Linked DNA regions of Homo sapiens: region 2 is linked to region 1. A link is a loop called in an ENCODE intact Hi-C map of the cell type or tissue named here. Cell type or tissue: IMR-90. All regions are shown on one strand. Links, peaks and the distances in the headings refer to the core of each region. The heading gives the core; the rest is flanking DNA. Region 1 overlaps LOC105374329 (a long non-coding RNA gene). Region 2 overlaps NCOA1 (nuclear receptor coactivator 1).

Region 1 (4,394 bases), core at 274-4,273:
AATAAATAAACACATGAAAAGGTTCGAAGTGTCAGGGAAATGTAAGTGAAAAAACCAATGAGGTGCTGTTCCCAGAATGGCTAAAACTAAAAGGAAAACCAAATGGAGGCAAAGATATGGAGCATGTGTTCCTGATTTAAATTGGTACAGCCACGTTGGAAAACTTAATGGTGCCAAAGTGAAATATACATATACTCTATGACCTAAAAATTCCACTCCTTTGTATATTCCTAATGAAAATGAATGCTTATATTCACCAAAAGACATGCACAAGGATGTTCATTGCAGCTTTATTCATAACACAAACGGAAACAACTCGAAAATTCATGCATTAATATATTGTGGCATAGTCATATAATGGAATACCACACAATATTGAAAAAGAATGAACTACTGCTATCCACAACTATGTAGATGACTGTCACAGGCATAAGGTAAAGTGAAAGAACCTGGACATAGAAGAACATCTACTATATGTTTTCATTTATAGGACATTCAACAATAGGCAAAACTAATTTATGGTGGATGATAGAGATCAAAACAGCAATTACTTTTGACTGGAAGGGGGCAGGAAGGAGTCTTCTTGGATGCGGAGAATGTTCCATATCTGTAGCAGAGTGGTAGTTACATGGGTATGGTTACTTGAAAAAAAAAATCCATCAGACTGTACATCTAAGACTTTATGTAATTCTACCTCAAAGAAAACATTAGTGCCAGCTCATTTTTCATCTTCAGTTGCTTTGTCATTTTTTTCCTTGAACTCTTGTATCTCTGCTTTGAGTGCTTGTTATATAGAGATTATTTTTACTTTAGTTCCTAGAGTTTATGGAGATTTATGGTAGTCTCACAGTTTTACTTTTCTCAATTTCAGTTACCAGGGTCCAAAAATAGGTGCAATGCAGAGAGAGAAATCATATTCACATAACTTTCATTATATTACTTTATTTAATTTGTCCTATTTTATTAGTAGTTATTGTCATTAATTTCTTACTGTGCCTAATTTTTCATGATGATAATTATTTTTTGAGATGGGGTCTTATTCTGTCACCTAAGCTGGAGTGCAGAGGCTCCATGATGGCTTACTGCAGCCTCAACCTCCTGGGCTTAAGTGATTCTCCCATCTCAGCCTCCCAAGCAGCTTGGACTACACGCATGCACCACAATGCTGACTAATATTACTTTTTGTAGAGGCAAAGTTTTGCTATGTTTCCCAGGCTACTCTGGAACTCCTGAGCTTGAGTGATCCTCCTGCCTTAACCTCCCAAAGTGCTGGGATTACAGGTGTGAGCCACTGAGCCCAGCCTTACTGTGCCTAATTTAGAAATTAAACTTTATCAAATAGACATGCACATATAGGGGGCCAGGCACGGTGGCTCACACCTGTAATCCCAGCACTTTGGGAGGCTGAGGCGAGTGAATCACTTGAGCCCAGGTGTTTAAGACCAGCCTGACCAACACGGTGAAACCCCCTCTCTACTAAAAGTACAAATATTAGCCGGGCATGGTGGTGCATGCCTGTAGTCCCAGCTACTTGGGAGGATGAGGCAGGAGAATGGCTTGAACCCAGGAAGTGGAGGTTACAGTGAGCAGAGTTCACGCCACTGCACTCCAGCCTGGGCAACAAAGTGAGACTCTGCCTCAGGAAAAAAAAAAAAAAAAGCACATATAGGAAAAAAACATAGTATATAGGGTTTGGTACTAAATGTGGTTTTGGGCATCCACTGGGGGTCTTGGAACGTATCCTCTGTGGATAAGGGCAGGGGACTACTGTATTTGGTCATGATTTTCACCAGTTTTGAGGCAAGATGTTTCTGTATTCTTTACCTGCCAGTTGTTTCCCTATTGATTTCCTCCTTTCTCCTTCTTGTATTTTCCTAAAGATTTGTGTGCTGTTTCTCTTTTAGTTACTTCTCACCTTTGAATGAGGGCACTTTTCCTGCAGGGTTGACACACACTATTTCCAATGGGCAACATCCAAATTGTCTTCTCTCCAGGGGGCGCCATTGACGTGGAATACAACATGAATAGCGTCTCCTAGAGCCCCTGCCTCCTAGACAGCCTCTTTGCTATGGGAGGCACCAGAGCAGAGTGGCAAACCCCTACCTGAGTCCCCATGATCCCAGCAGGGATTCATATGTGTGCTTGTGTGAGCTGGTTTACCCTTTGCTCTTCTACAGAGAGAGGCTAGCATCTGCAGGGCTGCTTATGACTGATAGCTGTCCCTCCACGCTGTGTCATCACGGTGCCAAGAGTCTTTCCTCACCCTGGTGCCCCTGCCCCTTTGTGGTCTCAAATGGGGTCCAAGGGAGCCTCAATAACTGGCCTGCACAAAAGCTTGTTCTAAGCCAGATATTTTGGTTTTGCATCCCAGAGTATCCACTTGTGTTGGACAGTTTGAGTCCTGCCAGCTGTGCCTGCAATATGCAATCTCTAGCTATTGGTTTGGATCTCCTTCTTACCTTAATTGGATTATCACCATAGAAGACAGCCTTCCTTCACATATATTAAAGTTCCAGGTAAAAGCAGCTTAGTCATTTCATCAAGATAAAGTTTCTTCTTGTTGCTTTCAGGTGATTTAAAATATTTTGTTCTCACACACAATGCTGCAACTGTACATAACTCAGCTTCTATATATGCAAGTGTATCTGCAGAACAAATGCCTATAATTAGAATACTGGTTAAAAAGGTAAGTGCCTTTATAATTTAAATAAATACTACCAACATACCCTTCCAGACATTTTACCAATTTATATTCCCATTGGTAACCATGCCCATTTCCCCAGACCCTTGCCTCAGATAACAGAGATATAAGTGCACTTAACAGTATAAAGGAAAACCCTAAGACTGATACTATAATTAATTACGTTGGGTCAGATTCTTGGTTTCAACAATAAAGTTTATACTAACTAGCTTAGGCAGAAAGGGATTTATTAAGTAGCTCATATAAGCATTGGAAGGGCTGGAAGAACAGGCTCTCAGCTGAGCTTCCAGTAACAACTCTCAGAACCATAGTGTGGAACCGGCCTGGTGAGATGGCTGCTGCCATGGCCATATCCAGGACGATATTCCCTCTAAGCGAGCTGCTCCTCCAACTGCAGAAACACGTCCCCCTGCTGCACAGAACACTCTTCACTCAGAGAGCTGCGTGGCTCCCTCCCTGGGCCAATTTCCAGTAGGTATTCCTGCCCGAGTCTCAGCTCAGGCCCCACAGTTGGCTAGTCTCTTCTGCCTGAAGTCGATTCAGTTGGGTTTTTCAGACATTGCTGAGTCCAGCTTTGTGGGAGGCTCTGTGCCATACAGCTGGCCTGACCATTGCCCATGGGAAGCCAGCTCAAGGGGGAAAGCCTGAAGGCTTTGAGCACTTATCCCAAAGGTGAAGATGTAGCTCATCAAGGCACCTGGTATAAACAGCCTGATCTTCATGATTTTACCCTCACCGGGTCTTCCGAACCTCCCTCCTGTTTAAATGCCCCAAAGTCACTCACCTGTGAGGCAGTGACATGTGCCAGGCCGTATGCCAAATGCCAGACAGACAAAGATGAAACAGGGAAAGAGGAAAAAAAATCTCACTACCTCTCACCAGAGCAGGTGAAATGAAGCACATTGCCAAAGGTCAGATATTGGTTTAGAGCCAGAGAAAAAATAAGATGAAAAAAGCCAGTAAAATTTCTCCTATCTGGTTGGGAGAGTTGAGTGTGTGTGGCAGGGAAACCCTGGATCATGGAGGGAAATGTGATTGGAATCTGTGATCAGAGAGCAGGGTGCTGGGAGGCCCTGGGGGCTGTAGGAAATGAGTTCTGGGATATTGAGTTGAGCTCTTCAATACGGTACCCACTACCTATGTGCAGCTATTGGGCACTTGAAATGTAGCTGGTGCCGTATGTTGAAATGACAATATTTTAAATATATTAGGTTAAATAAAACACATTAATAAAATGCATTATTAACATTGATTTTATTTATTCTTTTTATACCTTTTTAATGTGATATTAGGGAATTAAAAATTATATATATGGCTTGCATTCTATTTCTATTGGACAGTGCTGAGCTAGACAATCAAGAGAAAAATCAATGGAATGGAAGCCTTTGCATCTCTTCTTTTGCTCTCTCTGCCCCTTTCCTGCCTTCTCTCTCTCTCTCTCTCTCTCTCTCTTTTTTTGAGATGGAGTTTCAGTCTGTTCCCCAGGCTAGAGTGCAGTGGCACAACCTTGGCTCACTGCAACCTCTGCCTCCCGGATTCAAGCGATTATGCCTCAACGTCTTGGGTAGCTGGAATTACAGGTGTCTGCCACCACGCCCAGCTAATTTTTGCATTTTCAGTAGAGACAGGGTTTCACCATGTTGGCCAGCCTGGTCTTGAACTCCTGACCTCAAATGATCTGCCTGTCTTGGCC
Region 2 (4,394 bases), core at 166-4,165, 190 kb after region 1:
TTTTTTTTAACTGGAACCCTGTGTAACTGTGGAACTCTTTAGACTTGAGTTCACAGTGCATTCCTCCAGGGAAGATTTTTTATTTCCTTCTACTATGTGCTTGGAGTTAGGGGTCTATGAACATAGGTTTTAACTTGAAATTCTCCCCTTTTAAAAAATTTTTTAACTTTTATTTTAGATTCAGGGAGTACATGTACAGGTTTGTTACATGGGTATATTGTGTGATGCTGAGGTTTGGGGTGTGAATGACCCTGTCACCCAGGTAGTGAGCATAGTACCCAACAGTTAATTTTTTAACCCTTGCTCCCATCTCTCCCTCCCTGCTCTGTTAGTCCCAGTGTCTATTGTTGCCATCTTTATGTCCATGAGTGCCCAGTGTTTAGTTCCCACTCATAAATGAGAACATGCAGTATTTGGTTTTCTGTTCCCTTGTTAATTTGCTTAGAATAATGGCCTACATCCACGTTGTCGCAAGTGGCATGATTTTATTTTCTTTTACAGCTGCATAATATTTCGTGGTATACGTGTACCACATTTAATTTGTCTGATCTACTGTTGGGCATCTAGGTTGACTTCATGTTTTTGCTATTGTAAAGAGTGCTGCAGTGAACGTAAGAGTACATGTGTCTTTTTGGCATAACAATTTATATTCTTTTGGATATGTACCTAGTATTGAGTTTGCTGGGCCAAATGGTAGTTCTGTTGTAAGTTATTTGAGAAACCTCCATACCGTTTCCCATAGTGGGTGAAGTAATTTACATTCCCACTAAAAATGTATAAGCATTCCCTTTTTTGTTTTATGAAGTTGGTGCTCCAGTGGGTTTATATTTAGGATAGTTAAGTCTTTTTGTTGAATTGAACCCTTTATTGTAATGTAATGTCCTTCTTTGTTCTTTTTTTACTGTTATTTTAAAGTCTGTTTTATATGATGTAAGACTTGCAACCCCTGCTCCTTTTTATTTTTCATTTACATGATAGATCTTTCTCCAACCCTTTACTTTGAGCCCGTGGGTATTGTTATGTGCGGGATGGGTCTCTTGAAGGCAACAGATAGATGAGTCTTTTTTTTTTAATCCAATTCATCTCTGTGCCTTTTAAGTGGGGCATTTAAACCGTTTACATTCACAGTTAATATTGATATGTGAGGTTTTGATCCTATTGTGAAGTTGTTAGCTAGTCACTGTAGTTTCTATTGTGTGGTTGCTTTATAGGGTCTGTGAGCTGTGTGCTTAATTGTGTTTTTGTGGTAGAAGGTTATTTTTCTTTCATTTCCACGTTTAGAATTCCCTTAAAGATCTCTTTTAAGGCTGGTCTAGTGGTAACGAATTCTCTAGCACTTGCTTGTCTGGAAAAGATTTTATTTCTTCTTTGCTTATGAAGCTTAGTTTGGCAGGATATTAAATTCTTGGTTGGAATTACTTTAAGAATGCTGAAAATAGGCCCCCAATCTTATACAGTTTCTGCTGAGAAGTCCACTGCTAGCCTGATGGGATTTCCTCTGACCTTTTTCTCTGACTACCTTTAAGACTTTTTCATTAGCTTTGACCTTGAATCGTTTTGTGATTATATTTCTTATTGATGTTTGTTTTGTGTAGTATCTCACAGGTGTTCTCTGAATTTCTTGTATCTGAATGTCTACCTCTCTTGCAAGATTCGGGAAATTTTCTTGAATTATTCCCTCAAATGTGTTTTCCAGGTTGTTTGCTTTTTCTCCATCTCAGGAATGCCAGCAATTAGTAAATTTGGTTGCTTTACATAATCCCATATTTCTTAAAGACTTTGTTCCTTTTTTTTGAATTCTTTTTTCTTTATTTTTGTCTGACTAGATCAGTTCAAAAGGGCAGTCTTCAAGCTCTGAAATTCTTTCTTCTGCTTGGTCCAGTCTATTGATAAAGCTTTCCCTAATATTTTGAAATTCCTTAAGTGAGTTTTCAATTCCAGAAGTTCTGATTGACTTCTTTTTAAAGTATTTACCGCTTCCTTCATTTCTTAGAATGATTTAGAAGTTTCTTTGTGTTGATTTTCAACCTTTTTTTGGATCCCAGTGAGCTTCCTTGTAATTCATGCTTTGAATTCTTTATCTGTCATATCTGAGTTTCCATTTTGGTTAGGGGCCATTGCTGGAGAGCTAGTGTGATTATTGAGTGGTGTCACTACGATCAGATTTTTCGTTTGGCCAGAATTCTTGCACTGGTTCCTTCTCATCTGGAGACACTGGCACTTTTGATTTTTGTAATTATTTTCATGCAGGTAGGATTTTTTTCTTTTTTTGTTCCTGTCCCTGTAATATTTTTTTTTTCTTTCCCTTTCCATTCCCCAACTCCCTAGGGGATATGATTGTAGAGAATGCTGGGTAGCATCTTTTGGCTTTGCTTCTATAGCCTATGTACTTCTTTGGGCAGATTTTATATTGGGCTGTAGGGTTCAACCTACAAGCCAGTAGATGGCGCTTACGGGTAAGATCACTTAGCCAGCTGTAGCCAGTGTGACTAGGTATACACTTGATACTTGTTTACAGGAAGAAGCTCTCTGTTGCCTCAGGCATTGGGCTGATACGTGGAGTGCACAGTGGTCTGAGCTACTTGCTCAGCCCCAGGGGAGTGGGAAGCAAGATGAGTGGGGCCAGGCCACCTACAGTCCCCTGATGGCAGGCACAATCACTAACACTGAGGGAGAAGCCAATGGGCAGCCACCAAGCACCCAGAGGTGGTCCTAGGCATGGAGCTGGCAAACCTCCTTGGCCCCAAGTTCTCTACACAGGCAGGGGTGGAGGCCTGAACTCTTAATCCAGGAGAGTGGGTACTCCAGGTACCTGGAGATCTGCCTGGGTGCTGCGTACAGAGGGCCCTGCTGTACCACAATCTCTACACAGGAAGGATGGGGTGTCTCAGGCTAGCAATCCATGCAAATGGGTCCTCTGACTGCCTGAAGCTATGCCCGGGAATGGGGCAGAGAGTGCCCTGCTTTACCATGGTCTTGGCATGGGGAGAGTGGGCTGGCTTAGCCTGCTGATCCCGGTGAATGGGTGCTCCAGTTACCTGGAGATCTGCCTGGGTGTGAAGCAGAGAAGGTCCTGCTGCACCCCGACTTTTGAGTTTTAGGAGTATTCACATAGCATAGATGATTCAGGCACCAAATCCTCATGATGTCTTTGCTAAGGCCAAGAGGTTTTCTTTGATGTTTGCCTTTGAAGGTGTTTTTAATGTTTGAATTTACCCTTTTCCTGGTGTTATTGTCCTTCTTGGGCCCTGTCTTTGTCTGATAGTGTCTTACCTGACTTTCAGAGGCCTAAACTTTTTTCTCAATCCTTTCCAACCCTAGGTTACTAGGATTCATATATGCCCCAGGAGTATCTGGAAGCTTTATTACTTGCTTTTCTGCCTATTGTATCGATTCATTTCCATTCTTTTTTTTTTTTTTTTTTTTTTTTTTTTTTTTGCTATGGGGTTTCATTCTGTTATCCAGGCTGGAGTACAGTGGTGTGATCACAGCTGACTGCATGCAGCCTCAACCACCTGGGGTCAGGGGATCCTCCCACCTCAACCTCCTGTGTAGCTGGGACTATAGGTATACACCACCACACCTGGCTACTTTTTTGTTTTTGTTTTGTTTTGTTTGGAGAGACAGGGTTTTGTCATGTTGTTCAGGCTACTCTTGAACTCCTGGGCTCAAGTGATCTGCCTGCCTCGGCCTTGCAAAGTGCTGGGATTACAGGTATGAGTCATTGCACCTAGCCCATTTTCATTCTTTATATCAGACGTTTAAAATAGAAATGTTTTAAGATCTCTAGCCCAGCATATTCTCATATCTCAGGCAGTGGGAATCCTCTTGGAAAATTTTCAAAAGAATAGTTTCTAAAGCCCAACCACACCTACATGTCAGAATCTCTAGGGTGCAGGGCCTGTGGGTATGTTTAAAAGCCTCCTAGATAATTCTGATGCACTGCAAGTCTGAGAACCACTGACATAGAAAAAGTTATTTCTTCATGTAAACTTAGATAATTAAATAATAACAGCTAGTGTTTATTGAAAATAAGGTAACATATATTGTAAGCATGCACTAATTCTAGCTGTTAGTATTAATATTGTTATATGCTAGGCTCCATTCTAAGTCCTTCACATATCTTGTCATTTATTATTCACAAGAATCCTATAGCTACCACTTGTATTCCCATTTTAGAGATTAGCAAATCAAAGCACAGAGAAATTGAATTATTCAAGTTTATATAGCTAGTGGGTAGCAGAATTGTTATTTGAATCCAAGTAGTCATTCTGATTCCAGAGCATGTAATCTTAACCTACCATCTTTACAGTCTTCCAGGTGATTCACAGAGTTAATTTTATTGATTCCCAAAGGGTTTGTGACATTACAGAATATAGCAAGAAAAATATATT

Evidence for each region. A loop is a pair of places that touch in the nucleus more often than their neighbours do. Peaks named below come from ENCODE experiments on the same cell type or tissue, not always from the same donor. Only the 100,000 strongest peaks of a DNase experiment are listed, where the experiment ranks them.
Region 2: it touches region 1 in a loop (4-fold over the local background); 5 of 110 quality-filtered maps call a loop at or near these places.

Annotation. Positions count from the first base shown.
Region 1 is chr2:24,419,832-24,424,225 of GRCh38, forward strand. The region is part of intron 2 of LOC105374329 (a long non-coding RNA gene); the gene reads left to right. Among named protein-coding and RNA genes, the nearest start is that of ITSN2, 61 kb to the left of the region's middle. In IMR-90, for the core only: a CTCF peak has its summit at 1,996 (motif pointing right); no DNase peak of the experiment used is centred there; H3K27me3 peaks cover 369 bases.
Region 2 is chr2:24,610,794-24,615,187 of GRCh38, forward strand. All of the region lies in intron 3 of NCOA1 (nuclear receptor coactivator 1), which reads left to right. Among named protein-coding and RNA genes, the nearest start is that of NCOA1, 120 kb to the left of the region's middle. RefSeq lists an enhancer at 2,553-2,602. In IMR-90, for the core only: a CTCF peak has its summit at 2,433 (motif pointing right); a DNase peak (open chromatin) is centred at 2,468.